3 separate regions of the Homo sapiens genome follow, and all the other regions are linked to region 1. Evidence: chromatin loops called from intact Hi-C (ENCODE). Cell type or tissue: chondrocyte. All regions are shown on one strand. Links, peaks and the distances in the headings refer to the core of each region. The heading gives the core; the rest is flanking DNA. Region 1 holds the start of HAO2 (hydroxyacid oxidase 2). Region 2 has its middle 39 kb from the start of SPAG17. Region 3 has its middle 21 kb from the start of TBX15.

Region 1 (8,585 bases), core at 328-8,327:
TCATCTCTCTCAATTTCAAAGTTCCACAAATCTCTAGGGCAGGGGCAAAATGCCACTCGTCTCTCTGTTAAAACATAACAACAGTCACCTTTACTTGAGTTCCCAACAAGTTCCTCATCTCCACCTGAGACCACCTCAGCCTGGACCTTATTGTCCATATTGCTATCAGCATTTTGGGTAAAGCTATTCAACAAGTCTCTAGGAAGTTCCCACATTTTCCTGTCTTCTTCTGAGCCCTCCAAACTGTTCCAATCTCTGCCTGTTACCCAGTTCCAAAGTCGCTTCCAGATGTTTGGGTATCTTTTCAATAATGCTCCACTCTACTGGCACCTATTTATTGTATTAGTCTATTTTCATGCTGTTGATAAAGTCATATCCGAGACTGGGAAGAAAAGAGGTTTAATTGGACTTACAGTTCCACATGGCTGGGGAGTCCTCAGGATCATGGCGGGAGGCAAAAGGCACTTCTTCTTACATGCGGGCAGCAAGAGAAAATGAGGAAGAAGCAAAAGCAGAAACTCTGATAAATCCATCAGATCTCATGAGACTTATTGACTATCATGAGAATAGCACAGGAAAGACTGGCCCCATGATTCAATTACCTCCCCATGGGTCCCTCCCACAATAGGTTAATATTAGGTTGGTGCAAAAGTAACAGTGGTTTTGCCATTAAAAGTAATTAATGCAACCTTGGGTTGTTGGGAATTCTGGGAGATACAATTCAAGTTGAGATTTGGGTGAGGACACAGCTAAACCATATTAGGCTCTAAATGGGAGTCAGTGGTGCCCATATGAGGAAGGGACTGAGGGTCTCACTAGACTTTTATAATATAATAAAGCTACCCCCAGTGAAGCTGATTGTACCAACATAAGCTGGTGTGCTCACTTGGAGTTCAGCTGCTGGATATGTCAACGTCCTTGAGAGTTCAAAAATGTAAACATCAGTCCAAGAACCAAAGATGCCCTGACCTTTGCATTAAGTTGGCCATACCCTTCCAGAGGAGACCATGGTAGAAAGCAGAGAGAGCAGGGTGAGACTGGGCAGAGATGGGAATGAGTAATGCTGACTGCATCCTGCCCCTCCTTCTTTGAGAATTCAAGTTTTAAAATCTGTTCTCTAATTCCACAATAAACAATCATCATGCACCTACTATGTACCAGGCTCTGGGCCGGGCAGTGGGATTCAAGAATGAATACAACATGGCTCCTGGCCTCAAGGAACTCAAAGTCCTGAAAAAGCCACACTGTAATGACAAGCCGCAATACCGTGTGACAAGTTTCTCCCTCTCTCTCTCTCTCTCTCTCTCTCTCTCTCACACACACACACACACACACACACACACACACAGCCAGCTCTGCCCAGTGGCACTGAGGAAGGTTTCATGGATGGAGAAACACATCAACTGAGTCCTAAGGATGAGGAATGATTAGTATGTTCCAGAATGAAGGAACAGCAAGTACAAAGCAGAAGCTTTTTAAAAAATGTGTTTTGATGTAGGCAGAGGCAAAAGTCCCCCAGTGGGCTGTTAGAACTTTCTTGAAGACTCAGAGAGTCTTGAAGAGTTCCTTACCAGCTTAACTACTGGCTTCCCACTCCCTGCTGAATAAACTCTTGGTTCAGCAGGCCTGAGGCCTTGGCTATATACCCATACCCCAGTTCATGTAACAGCAGGACCTGTGGGCTCAGTTTCAGACCCAAGGACTAGGGCTAGTAGAAGAAAATATAGTTCAATTTATGTGAAAGGGCCAGCTGAAATATCTGTCATTCTGGCAGTGTTCCCTGGTCACCCTAGCCAGAAGCCATCTTGCCCTCCTCTGGTCTCCTATTGGCAACTCTTTGCAGTATTAATTAAAAGCACAATAGTTAAATGTGGACTCTGGGGCCAGAATGCCTGGCTTTGAATTCCGGAATGCCTGGCCTCCACCTCCATATCTGTAAAACAGAGATAAAAATGATCCCCACCTAATGAGTGAAGAACTGCTAAACCCTTAATACACTGCTTGGCACATAGTAAATGCTCTGTAAGTGTTATTAATTACTATTATTGAAAATAATGCAACCATTTCTTGAGCATTTATTGGTACTAAGGGCAATGCTAGGCCGTTTACATGCCTTATCATTGCTCGGCACAGGGTGCTGAGTGTCTGAGCACAGAGGATGTTACAATATTAGGTGACTTTAGGGAGCACATTGTTGCTTTCTGAGTAGAAGAAACTTTCTCTCCTGCTGAAGCCACCTAACTCACAGTAAGTTGTGTTTGATCCTGGATCAACATAAATGCCTTGAAGAATACACACTGTCTCCAAGATGCCAGGGACTCTCACATCAACAGGCTGTTGACAGTGGATCCCACAGCATTTCACACATAGGCACCCATGTCCTCAACCCCGGATACCCAGCAGATTCTGAAATCCTGATTGTTTTTCCTGTGCCCAGCAACTGACTTTCTCCATGATCTTGGGAAGGTGTACAATCCCAGCTCTAGCTACCTAACTCATCTTCACATCCAGAAACCCCGCTTCCTCCAGTCAGATCTGATCTATGTAGCAAGCTCAGCAGCTAGAGGGACACACTTCCTTCCTACTTTAGACCCTATAAAGCGAACACAAACAATGCAGCCCTATGACAGAAGTCATTGGCCTTGGACTAAGGTCTTCAGCAGGCTCTCTTTCAGGTTTTCTTCCCATCTCTTCCAGTAACTGACTCTGCAGAGCTGCCCCCATCCACCGGGTAGCCATTACAAAGAGGTTCACAGCCTATAAGGGGCTTGGTGGCTGCAGAAATACGCAAACTGTCTTTAGTTTGACTTAGCCATCTATGACTGGTTTGGCTTCAGTTTGCAATGACCCAAGTTTGCATTAATTACTTTCAATAGCAAAACCACGGTTACTTTTGCACCAACCTAATATTAACCTGACCACAGCACCAAAGTGTTCATCTTTAACCCTGATGGGCTTGAGCACAGACTGCAAAGTCCTGGGCTCATCCTGACTTCCAGAATTACCTCAGGAAAAATAGATGGCTGGATTAGGACAGGACCACAGTGATCAGGAGGACTTAGCATGTTTTTAATCCCCTCCATTAAGAAGAATTTTGGCATTCTATTCTACTGTGAAACTACATTTGCTTTCTAAGAGACTAGGTCATGACAGCTCAAGAATGACCCGACATTTCTCTTCATCCAAAATAAGCAGGCATATTGCTCAATGGGTACCCTATGACCACCTGAATAAAACCAATATCTTTTCATAACCTCATCCTGAAACATTCTCCAAGCCTGCTGGTGGGTCCAAAGCTGGTCTGTCTTATCCATGGACCCATTCTCTGGAATTCAAGAGGTGCTGCAAAAATGCTGCCTCAAATAGCTCTGCCTGTGGCCCTATATCCCCTATTTGAGATTAGTTCACTTAGGTGCAAACATTAGAGGCTGATATTAGAGTGTGTTACCTTGTAGAGATGATGTTCTTTAACTCAGTGCAATCATCAGATTTAAAAGGTCTCCAAGAAGGTCATTATTTCAAACTTGAGAATCTCTCATGAGAAGCTCTACTGTTCTTTCTATCTACTGCCAGCATCTTTTAAGTATTAACTCACTTACTTCTCATTACAGTGTGGGAGGTATTATGAGGAAACTGAGGCACAGAGAATTTAAGTAACATGTGGATGTTAGTGAGTGAGTGGCTGCAGTTTGGAGCTTGAGCACCATGTTCCAGTGTGTGCTCATCACCAGGCTTCCTTCTGGAAGGGAGAGACAGAGTCGGAGTCTGGAAAACAGCAAGGGAGGGTCTGGATCAGGGGACTGTGAGCAGGCCAGGTGTTGTGAGAGCTGACCGAGGACATGGCCTAGAGGCTGATTATGGAGATTGTGAAAATTGCTATGGAAAAGAAATTTCCAGAACCCAGATTTTGGCTACTTTTGAAAGCATTTTTGAGGTAATACTGTCCTCTAGTGGCTAGATAGCAGGTAGGGATTACCCTCCAAATAAATAGCCAATGAGCCTTGAGTGGAGATGGTATGACAAGTCAGTGGTAAATTCATCATTTTGCTCTCTAACTACAGGTTCTAAAGGAAAGGCAAACCCCACTGCTATGGTCATCGGTACAGCTCAGGATTTCGGCCTCCTCTGCTCCGTGTGTTGGCTACAGGCTAGGTTCAAATCCCAATTCTGCTCTTTACTGCTGAAAGGCTTTGGGCATGTTCGTTAATCTCATTTTCTCTTCTGAAAAAGAGACAATCTTGAAAAGATTGACCTTCCGTGAAGATCAAATGAAGTAATGCGTGTAGTGTGTCTGGCACGTCGTAAGCGCATCACACACGTGAGCTGTGGCAATACTAAGGAGCAGTGGCAAGAGCTGGGGGAGGAGTGGAGACGAACAGACCTGGACAAATTAGTGACCTTTCTGGGACCCCTACAGAACTCTTCTGGAGAAATTAATTCTATTTTTCCATGTACTTTTAAGTTTGCTTTTCCTAGCATTTCTTCTACATTCCTGAATAATTTTCCACTCAAAAATTTCACTGGTTCTCCCTGACTCCCATATTAATCTAGACATAATTACTTCCCCAGAACAGTTCTGTGGGCAGGGAGGGCTCTACACTATGCACCCTCCAAAATCCCCAAAGCTCGGACCGTCCTGGCCTGGGTCCCCACTGCTGTCCTGCCCATGGGCTCCCAGGCTGTGCTTGCTCTTCTCCCACCCCAACCCCATCACCACAAAAAGCCCCTCCTCCAACCCGGGGACTTTTGTAATTTCCTACCTGAAATCATCCACTCCCTACCTCTAACAATCTGTGATGAGCAGAGGACAACATCAAGTTTGAATTTAGAGGTAGGGAATGGGTGATTTCAGGTAGGAAATTACAACTTCACTTTGAAGTTTAATTTTGTAATAAACTTCACTTAATTTTGAAGTAAATTTGCAAAGTCAGCAAAATTCTTTCAAAGTCAACCTTGCTCTGGCCTAGTTGCTTATTTACTGCTAAGCTGGATGTTTTCATTAAAAGATTAACTTTGAGACTTCAGCCTCTTCTTTAGCCTGAACTGTGGGTAGTGATGTGGTGTGTTTCCTAACACCTCCGGCAGTGAGCCAGGCTTTGAGTGGCTGCGTCTAAACACTTCTTTCCCTGAGGACTGGAAGACATTAGAATAAGGTTTGTCATTGAGTGTGTTCTGTGTGCTTGGAACTGAGAAGGGTGATGAAGTGCCAGATAGGATGGGAATGGAAGATATCGTGGAAGCCAACTATGAGTTTGCAAGGCAAGGACCTTGGCAAAGATGGTCCTAGGGAGACAGGTGTTAGGGAACTCAGAGGGCATGGGCAAAGGAAGATTTGGTTTCAAAAAGGATACAGACAGAGAAGGTTAAGTCTAGGAAGTTGAGTCTTAGAATTGTATGGTGGAATATTCGTGGGTGTCCATAGGAGGAAAAATGGGTTAAAATGTTTTCACTTGACAGCGTTCTGAAAACCTAAAAGGTATTGCTATTGCCTTCAGGGATATATTTAGTATTCTGACCACTGCTTCCCGGCCACAAGCAAAAGAAAACAGTGACATGGCTATGCTCCTAAAAAAGTAAAGAAGTTAATGTGTCTCAAACAATGTAGTTCCTTTGAGCAATAAGCTTATTTGGAACAAATGGGTTACAAAGTCCCACTAATGAAGAGCCTCTGATTGTGTTAAGTTGAATCTACAGATCAACCTGCGGAGAACTGCCAAGAACGCTAATGAAGACAGGGAGGTACTGGTATAAAGATAGATAACAGATCAATGGAACAGAATAAAGCGTCCATTAGCAGGAAGCAAAATCCGCAAACTTTTATTCTTAACTACTACTATATTCTGCATTTTACAAGATCCTTCAATTCTCACAAGATCCCTATGAGATAGACAGTAATAACCTAATTTAAAGATAGATGAGAATTGGAGCTTGTCTAGAATAGATTGAGTGGAACATCACTTGTGGTATATCATTTGAGAGGTAATGGGAATATTGCCAAATTCCCAGGTAACTCTCCCCTCAAAGGGACTCCTGTTGTACTCTAAATCGTATCAGCTATCAAATGATGAGCTATGAAAGTCTGTCTTCTTCGACTGTAAGCTTCTTGAGAGCAGAAACTGATGTGATAAAGGTCCCCCCCCATATCTCTAGTGTTTAGCATAATACTTTGATATATTATGTTAAATCAGGCTATGTTATAGTAAAGAATAAACCTTAACAACTTAGTGAGATAACACATAAATATTTATTTCTTCCTTACACAATATCAGCTGATCTCCAGGGCTACCCTTTTCCAAATGGCGTTTTGGGAATCCAAGTGGCCTTTCTCTTACAGCTTTGCCTTCTTGAGGATGGAGGATCGCTGTAGAGGAGGAAACAAAGCTGGAGGGTCACATACCAGCTCTTCAATCCTTGGCCTAGAATTCACACCTGCTATTCCCACTCCCAGGCCATTGGCCAGAAGAACTAGTCACAGAGCCATGCCTGTATTTAAGCAACAGCGAAATGTTAAGCATGTGGGGAGCAGTATATGCCTCCGCCACCCTGGCTGAGAGTGTGTGTCAATAAACCTTCTTGGATAAACTAATGAGTAAATCTGACAGAGGGTTTAAATTATACTATGACAGAAATACTCAAATCCTGAAGCAGCTTTCCACTTCCAGAGCCTCAGATGAAATCACACATGTCATCAACAGGAGGAATAATGAACATGGAGCTGCCTTTATTAACAATCTAGTCTATACAAGGCACTGTTCTAGAAATTTCAAAGGGGCCATACTGCTTAGTCCTCATGGCAGCCCTATGGGATGGATGTTAATATTCTCCTTTAACAAATAAATTTTGCACAGAACCGTGGTGAGCCAGTAGTAGAGCTGAGATTTCAGCCTATGTTTGCCAAGTGCCAAAGCTTATAATATAGTCTGTCTTCTCTACTCCACTGACTCCCTCAGTCATTAGTTCCTTGGGCACAGTTGATCGGTGGAAAGCAATGGCCTTCAGAAACACAGTCTGGGTAGTTGCCGTAGACAGAGAAGCCAGGAGGAAGGCAAAGAGAGAAAAAACTGCACTCCATAGCTGGGCTCTTCCATCCCCAACTGCTCTGCCTTTTCTCCTCTCTCTCCTGCTACAACCCAGTGATTGCCACTGTGAGATATAGGTACACCTGCAAGACCTGAAGTCACTAGTGGACAGAGTAGACGTCAGAGCCTGTTTTGGAGCTTTGTGTGAATTCTGATGTCTGTTTTGCACATTCTATCCTTGTTGAGCAGATGAAGAGGCAGGTGCAGTGATCTCACAGTGTCACATAGAACTCCTTTCCCAATGGCCTGGATTTTGTGGGAATTGACCAAGCTCATTTTATGCAACTCTCTGACCATTCAGAACAGAGACTTAAATGTCTCCCCCATACCAGTAACACTCCATACTGGCTCAAAGACATTGGAAACAAGTCAGAAGGATTCCAGGTCAGGCTTTGCCATTTCTGTTGCATTAGCTTGGATACTCACGTGAATTATCCGAGCTTTAATGTTTTTATCTATAACATGGGGCTCATACATACACTCTCTGATTGCCCACTGGATTGTTGTAAGCACCAAATGGAATAACGTATAGAAGAGTGCTCTGTAGACTGTTAAGACAGATTTAAACATAAGAAGTTATTTTTTAGTGATTGGCTGAATAATTAAGATTTTTTTTAACTTTCTGATTGAGTTATGATTTTTTGAGGGAAGAAAGCAAAGTTGCATATGTCCATGACATTTTAATCCTCTAAGGTCCGTGCCAACTCTGTCATTCCATAAACCACACTTGGCTGTGCCCATTTTCTTCTTTCTATAGTGCTTAAGAGCCAGGCCACTGGAATCGTGACACATTACTAGATATGTAATATTGAACAAAGTATTTTAACCTCTTGAACTTCAGGTTTCTCACCCGTGAAATGGGGATGATAATATTTGTGTTGAACATTTCCACAAGGATTAAAACAGTCATGCATGTAAAGCAATTTACACAGTGCATGGTACATCATGGAGTACTTGAAAAATGGTTGCAATATTATTGTCGTTATTATTATTCATATTAAGGAACCATCATGCTGCCTCCAGGGCTCTTTGCATAATCAAATTATTCCACTGTTTGAAAGAATAAGAAAGTCCTTATCTTTCAAAACACTATATAAACATTTGGATCAATGTCTCCCAGTATGCCCTAAACTATGTTCAACGCTCTATGGACAGCACACAGTTTACAATATGGCTGGGTTCCAAAACTCTACTTGGAGGGCATTTGTTTGAAACTCAGAACAGATTTTCCCACAAAAGAATGCTATTAAAATAGCGGTTGGATTCCCAGGTGACTGAAAATACCCACTTGATACACAAAATAGCAGAAGATCTGGCATATTTGCAATGCAAATTACTGTAAAGCAATGTTATTGTATTGCTGGTCATTAACCAAAACTGAAAACTAAGAAAACTGTGTAATAAATCATTTTTAAAAATTTCTTGTATATGCAACTGATGAAGAAAAGTAGGCTTAATTAGAGGAAGAGATAATTCAGTGGAAATGTAAGTAAGAAATGTTAAGAT
Region 2 (8,585 bases), core at 112-8,111, 1.1 Mb before region 1:
GAGAATGGTTTCCTAAAATATGATAAGAGCATCTCTCTGAGATTTTCTCACATAGCATTGCACATACTCGATAGATTATTGTTCCTGAACTCATAGGTTACATGTGGTGACTGACATGTTTTGTGCTATTACATGGGATTGCAGTGTTAGAAGGATCATGTGACATGCCACTTTTTAATGCAGAGAGCCTTATTCCAAGAATGATTCTGTTTGATGTTATATAAGAGGTTGGTCTTCAAGATTGAGTTTAGAGAATGGGACAGAATACTAAAAAGATTTATGGATAATAAATCTAAATATATGAATTTTCTTTGACATATTGCAAGGTAGGAAAGGATAGTGTGCCGGCTGCTGTAAGTAATTTCTCTATTATATTTTTGTTGACTTTTATAGATTCTTTCTTCTGAAATACTTATAGGCAAGTTAAGCAACAAATATGTAGGTATGATCAGTCTTTTCCCAGATGATTTTACAGGTGTCAAAGGCCAAAACCCTGTACTCTGGGTAGGTTGAGAATTACCTTCGAATGCCCTGAACCTTCACCACAGAGGAAAAAAAGTGTGAATCCTACAAGTTGAGTGTCATGGGCCAGCAAAAAGAGTCTAAAACCCCTTCTTCAAACGTCACAAACTAACTGGGAAGGCTGAGCACAGTTCTCAAAAGTGTTAAGTAATATAGTTACAACCCAAGTAAATTTGGAGTGCCTAGAGCCACAGTGCAGTAGCTAAAAACCCCACAAATATGACTGTAAAAAGTATTGAAATGTAATAAAAAGCCTTCCCCGAAGGTCTCTTGAACAGGTAGCAAAGGAGAAATTTCCTAACATTCAGAAAACTTCCAAAAAACTCCTTTACTTATCTCAACCAAACTCTAGACAAACTGGATTTCCTAATTAATTCATCATCATTCCCTCTTTTGCAACTCCTTTCCCCCACTTTTTGGATTTTTTTCTCTTATTGTCAGAATACAGTAATGCTTTTTCTTATGTAACTTAGTCTATAGCATTCTGTCCCCTTTTTGAGTTCTGCATCTTGTCTTGTTACTCTGCTCAGCACATTAGGACTCAACAGGCAAGCAGTGTAACAAAGAATCCTCCTTAGAAGGGAAGGGAAGGAAAATATTGCAAATACTTAGGGATTTTTGTGCTTATCAACAAGATTTAAATGCTATTTATTAAAGCAATAGAAGAAGTGCCACAAAGTCTCATGCAATAACTGCTAAATGGGTGGCCTAGGCAGGAAGTAAGAGAAGTAGTTCTTCACTTTTAGCCATGGTGACCAAGAGAGAATTGATAGGGAAGGTAAAGAGAAAGTGGGTAGAACTTAAATTGGAGAAGAGAAAAGGCTAAAGGATTTTGTAGACAATTAAATATTTTAAGAATGTATCCCAAGCTTTATAAATATAAGCTCCTTGAAGGCAGAAGAGTTTGAAAAATTCTTGGCCTATGTAGTAGTAGAAAATAAATGTTTGTGGACTGAATATAATCTGTACTATATTTGTGGAATAATATAATTTGTAGAATGTATAATCTGTGGAAGGTATAATCAGTTTTTAAAATTATTATAAAATGTTTTACTATTACAAACTCTCGAGCAACTATCCTTTGCCACTTTAAAATATTTGATGTATCTGAAGACTTTTTTTTCTCTCCAAGGTTCCAGATGTGTTTTCTTTGCTACCATAAATCATTAAGTGAGAGCTGATATGTTACAAAGGTAAACATTTTCCTTGTCTGTATTTGGATCTATGTCAATGACTTAAAAATTTTAAATCCTGCGATAGTAGTGACTTTACAGTAAAAAGCTCTTTTAAGACTTTTCTGAGCTCACTTGAGCCAGCATTCAATTTGCATTTCTTTCTTTTCTTTTCTTTTTTAAAACATAATCTGAATATAATCTTAAGGAATATCTTAATCCCTCTAAGACTCTTTAGAACGGTGTTTTCTAGGCTTTGTGGACTATTGGCCAGTGTAAGAATTGCATTTTCCCTTATGTATATAATCTATGTGCATATGCACACACACACACACACACACACACACACACACACACACACACGAGGTGACAGTTTTTGAAAATAAGGCTTACCTTTATACCTGTGATGCTCTGCTAATTTCTACTCTATTCTAGTTTGTGGAAAACAATGCTGATCCAGGAACCACTGAATATATTTCACAGCCTCAAATGAATCGGAGCTGGCAGTTTAAGAAATAAACTGCTCTGGAGCAGACATCAAAACAAAGCAAAATAAAAACAAACAAAAATGCACATAGAAACCAGTTATTATAAATATGTGAATTTGCCTGGATATGACAATAGTTAGCCTGTGGATAAATTGATAAAGTATATAGTCTTTGTAAGGCTGTTGAAAAAGTCTTAAAAAGGAACAACAAAAATTACAACAGCAAAACAAAACAAAATTTATTGTGTAGGCTTCATAAAGCTAGTCTGGGCCTAATTTGACCCATGGTCAGTTGGTTTGTCACTTCTGTTCTAAAAGGCAGAATGCAATTGAAGATGTTTTAAATGAATTGCAATGGTCTTAAATGTGAGAGTTTAATTTTACTCTAACTCACTGAGTTACCTTATCTATCTCCAAATTCTTCTCTTTTTAGGCATATTAGCAGAAATTTTTCTGAATGACAGGAGACATTTGACCTTTCAATAAAATAGAAATGATGATATTAAGTTTCAGGTGAATTGCATGGATCAATTTATCCAATCAAAAGTCACCCTCTGACAATTTTTCTATTGAATGGTATGTGCATGTGTAATTGTTATTGTCATAATTATCTTATTATTATTTTATGTGTAGCCCATGTTTGAAATTATTTGAAATTTCAATATTTGACTCTTTTAAATATTAAAACATATTTTCTTTCTTTTAACGTTCAATTAGTGTTACACTTGACCTTAAATTCTGCTTTCTTATTCCCCATATACACTTAGAGACTGATTTTTGTTTTGCACAGAAATAAATTTTAACTTAAAATAATTTCCACACCTACTTTGTTTAAAGAAGAGCTACGAAACATTAAATTTAATTTATGAAGCCTTCTATTTGTGTTCCAGTCCTCTGCACATACACACTGTGTTAATGCTATGTCTCTATATGCCAATGACATTAGAGTTTCTGGCAAAACTCAATATGTAATCAATTATCACCTGTCATGAATGACTTTTAAGATCCAGCCAGATATTTTGGAAATACCGCTTAGTTCCACTGAGAAGGAAAGTCTCCCTCTGAAAGTGGTATGGCCCTCATCTTTAAATCTCTTATTCAAAGGCATTTGGACAACTTTCAGTTTAAGTCAATGTGCAATAAAGTCCAGCAACTTACATCTTAAAAAAATAGAGTTGTAGCTATTTCAAAATGAGTTCAAGAGTATGTTGTTGCTTAGAAATGATAACAAATCTTAAATCATTTTTTCCCTCTATAGGGGAGCACAAGAATCTTATATGCACCAGTTACAGGCCAATGCCTTTTTTTTTTTCCTTTCTCTTTAATGCTTGTGTTGGTTTCAAACTCACCAGTTAAGAAGAACTGGAATCTGCCTCCTAGGATTCCAATAGTGTGCTTTCTTTTCCTTTTCTTTTTCTTCATTGATTCTCTCAGAGAAAACAGAAATCAATTATTATCCTGCCAGCTGGAGAAAATCACTGATATCCAAACATAATGGCTTTTCTAGGCATAGCATATATACACATTTGGAGGTCATGGTCTTATCTACAGTAGATGTTCAACAAATGCTATCAAGAAACGAACTCCCTGAACAATCTGGATCTTAAGTAGGTAATGTAAGGCCACTTTCCCTAGTTTTAAAAAGCTGCAGTAAGTTAGTTTCCTGGTGATCACATTGCTCGGTGGGCTCTTTGAAAAGTATTGCATCTGCGCATGTTGATTCCCTATGTTTGAACTTGGATATCCTCATTTCTGAAAGGTTGGATTAGGTGGTCAGATGATGTCTGCCAGTTTCAACATCTGAAATGCCTCTAGTTAGACCCTCTAGCCTGCCTTGAAGGGAACAGGCTTTCTTAAACCTCCAGGGGGCAGCCCCATACCAGTTGTTAGGAGAAATAGGATCAGCTCATTGGGAGGAAGAGGATAGACCTTCTGTCCCTTGCTCAGGCAAACTATGCGTGGACCACATAGAGCTGCTGTCATGGAAATTTGCATGAAATACACAGCACCTTTGATGGACTCAGCCTGGGGTGGAGTGAGTGTGGGGCATAGAGGAGCTGCTTTTATTGGTGACTAAACTGTCAAGGTTGATAGCTGTAAATCTCAGTTCCACCACTTGTAGATATTTTCAGTGAGACCTAGAGAAGAACAGGTGTTTGTGGCCACCAAGTGACCACAGGTGAGAGATTAGAGTAGTAGATTCACAGTAATCTGTTTCCCTGGGTTTGAGGGAATAAAAACTATGTATATTCATTGTGTTTGTATATGTATGAGTATATGCTATTAAAAATGCACACTTGGGACAATTAACAACATCATTCAAATACCTGCATTGGGAATATTTGAATACCTGCGGTTCTCTTAACTGTTTATGCATCAGCTATCCACTTAAGTTGATAGTTGTTCAATAGCTGATTCTAGAAGCTCTAAGAGCCAAGGTCTTGTGAGGATCCTTGGTTTGATCCATTTTTTGCTGTATAGATTTGCCTTCCTTTCTTCAAGGAGATAAGAATGAGGATGGATTCTTTATTGATAGATCAGCAGTTTAATGCAGATTGAATTCCAAACATATTTGTTAAGCATATTCTGAGGGTGGTGGAGGAATGGGGGATGCTTACAAAACACTAATATGTGTCTTTTGCTCTCGGTGAGTTTATATTTTAGCAGGATATGCAAGAACATAAAATAAGCATCTAAGTAACTGCTGGGCATGGTGGCTTATGCCAATAATCTCAGTACTTTGGAAGGTTGAGGTGAGCAGATCCCTTGAGTCCAGGAATTTGAGACCAGCCTTGGCAACATGGCAAAACCCAGTCTCCACAAAAAATACAAAAATTAGCCAGATGTGGTGGTGTGTGCCTGTAGTCCCAGCTACTTGGGAGGCTGAGGCGGGATGATCACCTGAACCCAAGAGGGAGGTGGAGGTTGCAGTGACTGAAGATTGCTCCATTGCACTCCATCCTGGGTGACAGAGCAGGACCCTGTCTCAAATAAGTAAACATAATAAATAAATACATAACTGTATTGTTTTCCTTTTTTTGGAGGAGGAAGTTGGATGCTAGGGAAGTTTGCAGAATCTAGCTACATTCAGAGAGGTCTGTTCTCGAGTACAATGTTGGAGGAGAATAGAAGCTTTTCCTCTCCTCCTGGTGTTTGGAATCCCTAATTCCCAACTGTAGAAGGAAAATATCAAGCAGGATATAAGGAAGACAAATAGTAACTACTCCAAAATTAGCACTAAAAGGAAGTAACACTGTGCTTTGCTGAAAATTTAAGGTGAGGCAAAGGTTAAAATATCAGTATTCCTCTTGCACCTATTTCCCTGAGAGATGCTTCCTAGAGGAAAGCTTTCATTTGTAAGTTCCAAGCACTGTAAGGGCTGCTTGAGCATTAGTTGAATGTTTCACATGAACACACACATGCACACACACACACATGCACACACACACACACATGCACATACAAGTTGCTGAAGTGGTTCTACTCAAGTAATTCAGCAGAAAGGTAGCAACATTTGAATGTTATCTTTAAAAAATAAAAAAAACCAACTAGGACATCTATGCCTCACATTTGGAAAGGGATAAAGGCTTACCTTTAGCTCAGTACTATTAATTATCATTTTTTCCTCGGCACTATTCTAAGTGCCCATAAGCCTATTTTGAGTATAATTTCCTGGCAGGCAATCATAATGTTTATGGGAACATCAAAGAATGGCAATAAATAAAATTGATAAGCCACATTAAAAATAATCCCCACTGGATTAAGATGGAGGATAGGAGGCAGTACTACCTTGCAGTTCATGCTCAGAAGGACAGAGCAACCAACGTGTGGAGACGCACATCATGAACTTTTGCTCCAAGACCTACCACAGGAACATACCAGTGAGGACTTGGAGAACTTTTCTGTCTTACAAGAGGGTTGTAAAAACGCACCAATCAGTGCTCTGTAATAATGCACCAATCAGTGCTCTGTAGCTAGCAAGAGGATTGTAAAGTGCACAAATCAGTGCTCTTTAAAATGCACCAATCAGTGCTCTGTAAAACGCACCAATCAGTGCTCTGTAAAATGCAACAATCAGCGCTCTGTAAAACACACCAATCAGCAGGATCCCAAAAGTAGCCAATCACAGAGAGGATTGATAAAAGGGCATTCTGATAGGACAGAAATGGAACACGGGAGGGGACAAATAGGGAATAAAGCTGGCCACCCAAGCCAGCAGTGGAAATCCGTTCAGGTCCCCTTCCAAGCTGTGGAAGCTTTGTTCTTTTGCTCTTCACAATAAATCTTGATGCTGCTCACTCTTTGGGTCCATGCCGCCTTTAAGAGCTGTAACACTCACCATGAAGGTCCACGGCTTCATTCTTGAAGTCAGAGAGACCACAACTCACTGGAAGGAACCAACTCTGGACACATCTTAGGGGCTTGTCTAGGATATCACCATGCGGTGAGTCCCATTGGACCCCTTTCACTTGCTATTCTGTCTTTTTTTACTTAGAATTCAGGGGCTAACCACCGGGCACCTGTCGGCCAGTTAAAAGTGACTAGCATGGCTGCTGGACTAAAGACATGGGTGTCAGGCTTTCTGGGAAAGGGCTCTGTAACAACCCCCAACTTTTCAGAGTTGGGAGTGTTGGCTTGCCTGGAACCAGCTTCCACTTTTTCTGTACTTCCAGGCTGAGCTGAGGGTAGACCAAGAGGAAAGCCATTCAGCTCTGGGGTCCTGATAAAAAGTTGGTTGGCCCTACAGCCATGAGCAGAACTCTCAAAGTTACGTGTCTCAAACAAGATTTGTCCATCTATCCTATTTTTCCTGACCCTTGCCTCCTGGGTCCTAAAGCCTGTCAGACAAACTTCCTCCTGCTTCTCTTTTCTGAGGCTAGTCTTGCTTCTAAAAAACACTCCCTGTCTCTGGTGCTTTTCTAGTTTCTCCTATAAGAATGATTTCTAGTATAAATTTCCAGACCCTGTTCCCTTCTTTAGGCACTCAGCCTCGCCAATCAGAAAGACATAATTTTTGCCCAAAGCCTTGTCAGTAGGGGGACTATCTGGAATTTTAGGATTCCTCCTCAGACTAGCAGGCCTAACAAAGTCTATTCCCAATGCTAGGGTATGGGGAGCCTCAGAAATTATAGACTCCAAAATTGGGGTAGACATCCTTCCTATTCATATGGTGAGAAGTGAGGACAAAAGGTGTCACTCTTTCAACCCTGATCCCTTCCCTCCCTCAGGTATGGCTCTCCACTCCATTTCAAGGCATATCATCTTTATAGGACAAGGGTAAGGTCCCAATACTAACAGGAGAGAACGTTTAGGACTCTAACAGGTTTTCGAGAATGCATCTGTAAGGGCCACTAAATCCGATTTTTCTTGGTCCTCTTTGTGGTCTAAGAGGAAAGGCAAAGGTGCAGGTTTTTGAGAAAGCATTGGTAAGGGCCACTAAATCTGACCTTCCTCAGTCCTCTTTGTGGTCTAGGAGGAAAACTAGTGTTTCTGCTGCTGCTTCGGTGAGTGCAACTATTCTGAACAGCAGGGTCCAGGGACCATTGCAGGTTCTTGGGCAGGGAAAAAACAACAACAAAAAAAACATGGGTGTTTTTTTCTTTCAGATGGGAAACACTCAGGCATCAACAGGCTAACCCTTGAAATGCATCCTAAGCCATTGGGACCAATGACCCACAAATCCTGAAAAAGAAGCAGCTTATTTTTTCTGCCCTTTGGCCTGGCCCCAATATTCTCTCTCTGATGGGGAAAAATGGTCACCTGAGGGAAGTATAAATTATAACACTATCCTGCAGCTTGACCTTTTCTGTAAGTGGGAAGGCAAATGGAGTGAAATACCTTATGTCCAAGCTTTCTTTTCATTGAAGGATAATCCACAACTATGCAAAGCTTACAATTTACATCCCACAGGAGGACATCTCAGCTTACCTCCACATCCTAGCCTCCTTACAATTCCTCTTCCTATTAGTGATAAGCCTCCTCTAATCTCCCCCACCAAGAAGGAAACAAGGAAAGAAATCTCCAAGGGACCACAAAACCCCCCGGGCTATCAGTTATATCCCCTTCAAGCTGTTTGGGGGGGTGGAATTTGGCCCAACCCGCGTACATGTCCCCTTCTCCCTCTCCGATTTAAAGCAGATCAAGGTAGACCTGGGGAAGTTTTCAGATGATCCTGCTAGTATATAGATGTCCTACAGGGTCTAGGGCAAACTTTCAACCTCACTTGGGGAGATGTCATGCTATTGTTAAATCAAACCCTGGCCTTTAACAAAAAGAATGCAGCTTTAGCTGCAGCCTGAGAGTTTGGAGATACCTGGTATCTTAGTCTAGTAAATTATAGAAGGACAGCTGAATAAAGGGACAAATTCCCTACTGGTCAGCAAGCCGTGCCCAGTATGGATCCC
Region 3 (8,585 bases), core at 201-8,200, 360 kb before region 1:
TTGGCTTCATAGCGGGTTTGTGACACAACTCAGAACTCTGAGTGATGGGACTCAGACTTCAGGATACACACACACTTTGGGTCAATGCCAGAGGTGGCAACAAGTCTGCTGGTGCCCTAGGAGTTCACACTTTTCCTTTTGTGCAGTTGTGGAAGTGGAGGGGGAATAGCCTTGAGCTCCAACTTCCAGCCTACTACCTTTGGGGATAATGCTGAGAAGCAAAATATGTTAAATCCTTTTAAAATAATGCTTTCCATTCCTAAAGTCTGTTCCTCTTCCAGAATCATTCTAAGGAGTTTGGAAATAACCGGGCAACCAATGGATTTCTTTTCAATGACTATGGCATTGAAGAGACTGACTTAAGGCAATTTCCATAAGTGTACACTTCAACAGTATATACACACACAGGCACATGTATACACAAATATACACATGACTATACAAATTTACTTACATAGAATGTAATCATACCTAGAAAAAAAGTAGGATGGAGTGGGGAGGGTGGATTTAGTTTTCCTTACTTTTGAAATTCAGTAACTCCACAAGTAGACTCAAAATATCACTTAGTTTAAAAAATTTTATTTGACAAAAATGATATATATTTACCATGTATATGTTGTTTTGAAATATGTGTACGTTGTAGAATGGCTAAATTGAGCTAATTATCATGCATTACCTCACATACTTTTTTTGGTGTGTGTGGTGAGAACATCTAAAATCTATTAGCAATTTTCATGAAAACAATACATTCTTGAAAATTGCTAACAACAGTCACCATGTGATACAATAGGTCTCTTGAACTTATTCTTCCTAACTGACCAGTCACTTAGCTTTTTAACAGTCATTTTCATGTGCCCTTACCAACTTATCTGCTATATCCGTGTAACCAGGCCAGCAGACACTATCCCAGCCTTGTAGCAGCAAATGACCCAGTTGCCTGTGGCTTCATGGAATAGTCGGTAAAATCCAATCCATACTTCACGGTATGAAATGCTCAGACTCTCTCCCTAGCGGAGCTAGTGGAAGACGCTCAGCAGCCTTAGCATAGGAATCTGTAGGTACAAGCACATTCCTGGACGGCGACTTTGAATCCAGGCCAAGAAAAGAGAGGTACACCAATATTGGGATTCTGTATTTTGGGGGTCTAATTGGTGAGTACAGAACAAAGGAGTGGAGAGGAAGGCAAAATAACCTAAGTAATAGAAAATCCAGCCATAGACTGCAGTGGAAATTAATGGCACGAGAAGCCTTGGGGGCAAAGGTAAGGGGTCGCAGTTGAATGCCACCCGAACTCATCCAGATGCCGCTGCGTTCAAGCTCTCCCAGCACCCGCGGCCGAAGTAAATAACAATTCTCTTAATGCTAAGGCAGCAAGGAGAGGGCACTGCGAACTGCAGACTTTTCTTCTAAGGATGAAGAGGACATTATAAAACTGCACACTACCTCCCTAATGGCCCATTCGTCCTAGCTCTGTCTAGTGAAGTAGAGAGCAGAAAAAAACATCTAGCTCTATCAAGTTGAAAACATTTTCACATTCACCTTAAACTGGTGAAGCAAACGGGTTTTCCCTTTACTAACATCGCTCTTGTTTTTCCATTTAGTCTTTGGGAACGTAGCCTCAATCTTAACCGCGTATGATCGTTTCCACTGCACCTGTGCGGGAGAGACAGGCGCATATCCCCGTGGCGTCGGATCTCTAAATTATCTAATCTGGCGGCTGCGTACGACTCAGGGAAAGCCCTGGCCGCGAGCTTTTTCACCAGGCTTGAGCTCAGCAGCCGGGCCCGCAGTGTTGCCGCCAGTGGGGAGGCAGGGAGGCTGTCGGCGCGCCGGAGCCAGGCGGGAAAGGGACTACAGCCGCCCGCCGTTGTAGCGCAGGAAGCGGGCGGTGCCAACACACACCTCGCAGCTCTGCACGTTCTTCGTGTCTTGGAGGAGAGTAGAGCCTCCGTGTGAAGCTCCGTCCGCACCTGACGAAGAGGAGGGCGTCTTGCGCCACTCCAGCGACTCTGCGATGTTAAGACGCAGACCCGCTGCTGCGCCTGCCTTTGTCGGGGCGGGCGGGCAGCCGCCGCTCGGAGCAAGGTGGGGCTGCGGGGAGGGAGAGCCGCGGGGCAGATCCCTGGCCAAGGTCCTCTAGAAAGCCCGCTCTGCGCCCAAACGCGCCGCTCGGTCCGTGGGCCACTTCGGACCTGACGCTGCCGGTGAATTCACGCGCTCCGGGACGCGCGGGGACCTTTGACGAGGTTTTTGAACTGGGGATCGTCCCCTGTAACCTGGCCGCGTTACCTCCCCAGGTGAGCCGGACTCGCGGGTGGGTTCGGCAGCCGGCGATGTGGCAAAAAGGCAACCTCGCCTTATTTCTAGGGGCTTGGAGATGAAGAGCGGCTGAGTGTCCCCGTCTACCCCAACCCGGGTATTACCCTCTTTTCCGTCTTCTAGAAGGGGAAAACCATGCTGTTTTGAATTCAACATATTTAGATTCTGAAAATCGACGGCCCTTCCCTTCTTTCCTAGGAAGGCCTGCCCCGTAGGCACAACCTTCGGAGAAACGGGCGGCGCGTGAGTTCCCTGGAGCCGCCTCCTGGGCATCCAGGCTCCTGTCGCACGGCTGGTGCGGCGCCCACTGGGCGTGGGGACTGGGCCCAAGGCTCCCGGGACCGGGTCGTGGTTAACGCCGAGGCCAAGCCCTTCGAAGAACTCTGAGTTCTCTGCCTGACGTTTTGTCCCTCAGGAAGTGTCCCTTCCCGACTTTTGAGGGTGTCTTGTTCTTTGACGGGGTGGCCCTGTGGGGGAGGAAGGAGAAGTGTTCCTCCACTGCTGTTCTGTGGAGCGGGACCTGGCTTTGTTCGGCCTCCCTGCTCTCGGGAGCCTGTACTCCGGCTCGCACGCCTGACTGCTGGCCCTGGCCGCTGCTCGGGCCCCGCGCAGGCACACGGGACAAGGCGAAGCCCCGACGCCCAGAGGGCGCTTGGGCCCAGCACACCCGCGCACAGCCCAGGAAACGGGAAAGGCCACTGTCTGCTTCCCTTTCGCAGATTCTATCCGCTGGCACGCGAAGGTCACACGGGCTCTCAATGCTAATTTGGAATGGGAAGCACCACGAAGGGTTGAGGTAGCCTGGTGGCCCTGACTGCGCAGGGTGCGGACAGTGAGCCCGTATCCAGCTTCGCTGCCACGCGCCTAGCAGCCCGGCGGCCCCGGCCCGGCCCAAGGAGGAGGCAGGCCGCCTGGGTCGGCTTCCGTGGCCTGGGGGTAAGCTCTGATTCACCCCAAGGTGAGGTCCCCGGGGATGCCCAGATTCGGGCCGGGAAACGCACCGGGAGAGAACCACCAAGCGCTCTTGGTTATGAACCAGAGCTTATAACTGTGGCCGCAGCTAGACCTAGGGGAGGCCTGAGCGCCGAAGCCTCCGTTTCCTCGACCGGAATTCGTGAGCTATTAAACATGGGCCCTAGCGGGGCCCACGCCCTGTCTTCCTTTGCTGACAAGGCTCCGCGGGGTAGTGGGCGGGAGACAAGGGTCTCAGAACAGAGGGGCTGGCCCGGCGCGGCGGGCCAGGAACTCCCGGGCGTGTGTGTGCAGTGGTGCGGGGTGGGGGTGGAGGTGAGGTCTCCTTTAGTTCCTGGGATCTGGGAATCCCGGCTTCTCGATCTCATCCGGCGCGGAGATCTTAAGGGTCGGTGGACCAGTTAGTGTGTACGGCCTCACCCCTCCGCCTCCAGCTTTCGAGGCTCTCCGCTTCAGAGCTCCAAAGGAAAACTTCTGCGACTTCAAGAACGTCCTGCGCATTCACATGGGGTCGCTTCCTGGCTGGTTGAGGAGAGTGAAAGTTCTAGTGCCTAAGCCTCCTTTTCTCTTGCCCATTTTTCTCACTCCTCAACCACAGATAAAGAAACACTACATCGTTGAAAAAAAGTAGTGAATTATCTACCAGTGAGGTAGAGGAAATTAACAGTCCCAAGACTGCCCCCAGGTGATGGTTTTCAGGAATAACATTTCTGGGCAATCTCAGGTCGCTTATTTCTCTTCGGAGCTAATTTCATCTGTGATAGAAAAGTTATTGAATCCAAAGGCTATGTTAATCCCCCCAAAAGGAAAAAATGGCCCCAGAAACCTCCTGCCCACAGACACTGAGAATTTGTTCAATTTGTCTTTCTAGCCTTACATTTGATAACTGCACTTCCAAAAATCAAACGCTCTCCTCCCCAAAAGGCAGACATGCTCCCACCCATCCCCTTTTCTTCTTCTTTTCCTTCTTTCTAGTTTCCTCTTTCTGAAACAATAGCGCGGGCTGCTGGAGTCAGTCTGATGATATAATCCTTAAGGCATTCACGGGCAGACCAAGGGCCAAGCTATCAAAGGGTTCAGCTTTTTCTTCTTTTTAAAAGCTGTTTACTATTCAGGAAATTTGGTAATTATTATTTTTTTCTTCTCCATGTAGTGGTATTACCCTCTTCCTTTTGATATTGGATCCTTTATGGGCCCCTAGCTTCATGCTCTAGAGAAAGGAGAAAGATGAAGGGACTGAATTCTGCAGCAGAATGCAATTTTCCTTAATGTCATCACTGCTGCTGAAGACCAGCTGAGGGCTTCCAAAAGAACGGGAACCCCCAGAGCAGTCAGAGAGTCCTCATGTTTCCAGGGGCAGAAGAGAGTGCTAATACCGTTTATTCTTTTACACCACAAACTTGTTTTTGTTTTTGTTTTTTTTGCATGTCACTCCACCAAAATACTTTCAGTGCTTTTGTACTAGGATTGAAAATGCGCACCAGAAGGGGAAAGAGAAGATTAAAATCATATTTTAAAAAAGTATTTGTTTAGAATGCCACGCTGAATTTGGTGTGGGAGGGTTACTAATCAATACTAATATCCTTGGAATATTACATGTTTATCATGGTTTTTCTTGAGTTCAGTATAGTGCCTTGCTTATAACAGGCAGCATGCAACAAATAATTGTTGGTTGAATGTTTGAGAAATGTAAAGCAAAGGAGCACAAACAGGATTGGTAATTTAACTCCATTTAGTTAAAAAATGACAAGTTTCTTGCACTAATGTGTGTCCTACAAAGCAAGACCATTTCTGCTAAATCGTGAGGCACTATGTTTAATCAGTTTAAATTTTGTCTCCCCCACTGAACTGTAACATGAGATCAGAGACTCAATGTTAATACTTTCATTATATACAACATCTTGCATATTGCTGGGTACATTGATTAATCATCTTAGAGTATGGTGAAGGGGAAGATTCAGCTTAAGATGGAACATGTTAAGTGGAAGTTAATGTGCAGGTATCCCCTTGGATAGTGCCAAGTATCCCTGTAGATGGGTAATAGTGGTCCAGGGGTAGGAAAATTTTTGTTCAGACTCCTCCTTTGATTGGGTCATATCTCTTCCTGCCCACATTCTCTCCAGAACTACCACTTTTCCCTCCTGATCTTACCTTATTAGGATATGAATGCACAGAAAAGGGGATGAGTTGAGCTGCACTGTCATAAGCTGTGATGACTGGTTAGCAGTCAGTTCGTGTGGATACTAATGAGATCATCACAGAGGTTCTATCCACTGGGGCACTAGTTTGGCCTTATTCCAAGCACATCCATGACATCCTTTCCTATAAATGTATTCTGCTTGGCCAGAGAGAATCAGGAAAGAGACAACCTTAATATATCTTCACAGAAGGTTATATTTTTTGGAAAAGGAATGCCAATCAATTGGATTTTCCCATAGGAGCCAAGGCATCATGTAGGCTTATGTGCCTGTGCCAGACTGTGTAATAAGACATAGAATATGTTTTCAAGGAGCATTCTATTTTCTCCTCTTTTGTGTTTTTCGTTGAAAATTTCCCCATCACAAACATAGGCACTGGAGATCAAGTTATGGCTTTCCAACTAGAATGACTTCTGCGTTCTTGAATTGCCATCTAAGTAGCACCTTGCACCTAGGATGTAAAGCATAATATGGAATGCTGGCCTTCTTAGTAATGACTATTTCACCTTTTGATTATTTACTACATTTCTGCTTTAGCATGTTAAAAACCCCCTATAGCTGAATTGAATGTTGACTAAATTAGAAGGCACACAATGCTGGGTTTGATCCAAAATCCACAAAATCAGAAGTATTTTCTATCTCAGCCATACACGCTACCTATAATGGTGAATAGCAACTGTAACTAGGCAGGGCTCTTCCTTTTGATCAGGTAAGAAATTTTAAAGAATTAAAGGATTGAAATTGTGTAGAGAGTAATGGGGCTGATGTATCTTTTAAAACCCCGGAATTTATAACAAATGAGAGTTGTTCCTCTAAGAAATTACCCTGGGATTCTATAGCTTATAAAAATGATTGCTCAAAACATTTCTGGAATGCCTCTTTTGGAAATGACTTGAGGGATTCTGCATCATCACTTACTTCAATGCTCTTTTCTTCTTGCTGGCTAATGTGGGTGCGCTCTGGGAAATCAAAGCTGCTCATGCTGAGGAATTAACTCTAAAAGCTGGGAGTATCCAGAGCAGAATAGTATCTTTGCCTAGAAAAATGGTGTCATTTTAGTGGTATTACTGAGATGGAACACACAGCAAGCAAAATGGTGGCCTAAAGCAACTGTGGGCCAGTGGTTGCAGACCTTGGGAACAAAGCTGCCAAAGGAAATCACAGCAGATTCCTAGAGGGATTGTGTCTACCTGGGCAGCCCCAGATATTCCGGGTTTCCTTACTTGAGAGAGAGCTTGTTCTAGGACAGCAGCCCTATCTGGAAGTTTCTGAGATATTCTAAGGAAGTTTTCAAGAAGAATTAGACTAGCTGTAAGTCCCTTCCTTACTCATCTTCCCTCTCAAATACAACAACAACAAAAAAAAACAAAAATGAATGTGTTTGACTAGAATTCAGACTAGTAGGGCTAAACAGTGGAATTATGAAAGTTTACTGATGACATAAATGATGAAAGAGCATTTGTAGTTTAAGAAATTACAGCCACATGGCCAACCACAGGTTTCTGAATGCCCCCAACATAATCTTCCAAAGTGCTGACCACGGAAAAACTCCGCACTCACGACTCAGCTCAGGCCTGCTACCTAGCTGGTGCTGGAATTGTGGGGAATCTTGTGCTCCAGCCTACACAAAATACTGGCAGCTGGAGGTAGAGAAATTGTCCTCTTTGCTCCTTATTGATACTTCTAGGTTGTTATCCCTTTCTTCTCCCTAATTTCCCTGCTGCCCCAGGTTTTGGAAATGATGCTATCAGTCTACAGACTCCCAAGACCACTCTCCCTCATTTCTTGAAGATTTTATTCCTGGATCATTATCATTGTCTCTAGTGCTTCTCCCAGCATAGTTTTTGTGGTTTCATGTTGAAGTAAATGATCTTATAATACCGTAGACTCTTGACCTTCTGTCTTCCAGAGATTATGTTTTCCACTCTATATCAACAGTCATTCCTTGGGCCATATCTCGATCTTTGTCATTACCAAGAGTTGAACCCCCATAATCTTAATTTCAAGCTCTGACCAACATTGCCTCTCTTTCCAGTTCACTCCCTCAATTTGTTGACACCACCAGGACCTTCAATCAACTGATTTTTATCATCGTTCAACATCTCCACACTCCTCACATCCTCACTTCCCGCCTTGCCCTGGGTGAATGCCATGACCCTTACTCACACCCTGGCATCTGGCACATGTACTCAGGTCGTTTACCTCTTTGTCCGTTGTTTCAATCACCTGGCGAAGCCCAGCTCTAGGTTAAATCCAATTCTATCTACATTCTGTCTCCACCTACACCCACACAATGGAATGTGGTTGGAACAAAACAATCAACTGAGCTGACTGCTCTCATTGTAAATTCATGTTCCTTAGCATCAAGAGAGCCCTTAAATGCTGCCTGGCAGTTCTACTACATTTCCCTCTTCCCTAGATGACTATTTCACACCTCCTACTCCTCTCTCCTTAAACTTCCAACACATCCTCCCTCATCCCAGTCCTCTGCTGAGGACCTTGATTCCTATTTCACTGATAAAATTGAAGCAACAAGAGAACTTCTTCATGCTTTTTTTTTTTTTTTAACCACATGTAAAAATCCATCTGCTTCTGTGTCTATATATTCCTTCTCTCTTCTCTGGTCTCCCATCCAAATCCTGTCTACATGTGAACAGGTTGGATCCCATTCCTTCATACTTACTCAAGGACATTGCTCCAGTAATTGTCCTTTCTAACTTCTCAATCATCAAAGTCACCCTCTCTACTGGATCACTCCCATCCAAATATGCAATTATTTTTCTCATTCTAAAAAGTAACTGCTATGGTTTGGATGTGGTTTCTCCCCTCCTAAACTCATGTTGAAATTTAATTGCCAATGTAATGGTGTTGGGAGTTGGGGCCTTTAAGACGTGATTAAGTATTTAAGGCAGATTAATGTCTTTCTTGAAAGACAAGAGTGTTTTTTTTTTCTTTTCTTTTTTTTGGAATGGATTAGTTTTTGCAGGAATGGATTAGCTCCTGAGAGAGAAGAGTGGGTTGTTATAAAGTGAGGTGACCTCTACTGCTTTGTCCTTTTTTCCGCAAGCCCATTTCCTCTTCCATTTCTCCACCATG

The links. Peaks named below come from ENCODE experiments on the same cell type or tissue, not always from the same donor. Only the 100,000 strongest peaks of a DNase experiment are listed, where the experiment ranks them.
Region 2: it touches region 1 in a loop (6-fold over the local background); 2 of 110 quality-filtered maps call a loop at or near these places.
Region 3: a loop joins it to region 1, with 4 times the contacts of the local background. A loop is called at or near these places in 3 of 110 quality-filtered maps.

The regions. Positions count from the first base shown.
Region 1 is chr1:119,363,750-119,372,334 of GRCh38, forward strand. It overlaps HAO2 (hydroxyacid oxidase 2), which reads left to right and starts at 5,036. Exons shown (of 8, transcript NM_016527.4): 1 at 5,036-5,153. It overlaps HAO2-IT1 (HAO2 intronic transcript 1), which reads left to right and starts at 5,197. Exons shown (of 2, transcript NR_046780.1): 1 at 5,197-5,259; 2 at 6,335-6,582. In chondrocyte, for the core only: CTCF peaks have their summits at 3,939 (motif pointing left) and 4,155; no DNase peak of the experiment used is centred there.
Region 2 is chr1:118,219,491-118,228,075 of GRCh38, forward strand. No RefSeq gene overlaps it. Among named protein-coding and RNA genes, the nearest start is that of SPAG17, 39 kb to the left of the region's middle. In chondrocyte, for the core only: CTCF peaks have their summits at 4,047 (motif pointing right) and 4,258; no DNase peak of the experiment used is centred there.
Region 3 is chr1:119,004,893-119,013,477 of GRCh38, forward strand. No RefSeq gene overlaps it. Among named protein-coding and RNA genes, the nearest start is that of TBX15, 21 kb to the left of the region's middle. In chondrocyte, for the core only: CTCF peaks have their summits at 3,975 (motif pointing left) and 4,174; no DNase peak of the experiment used is centred there.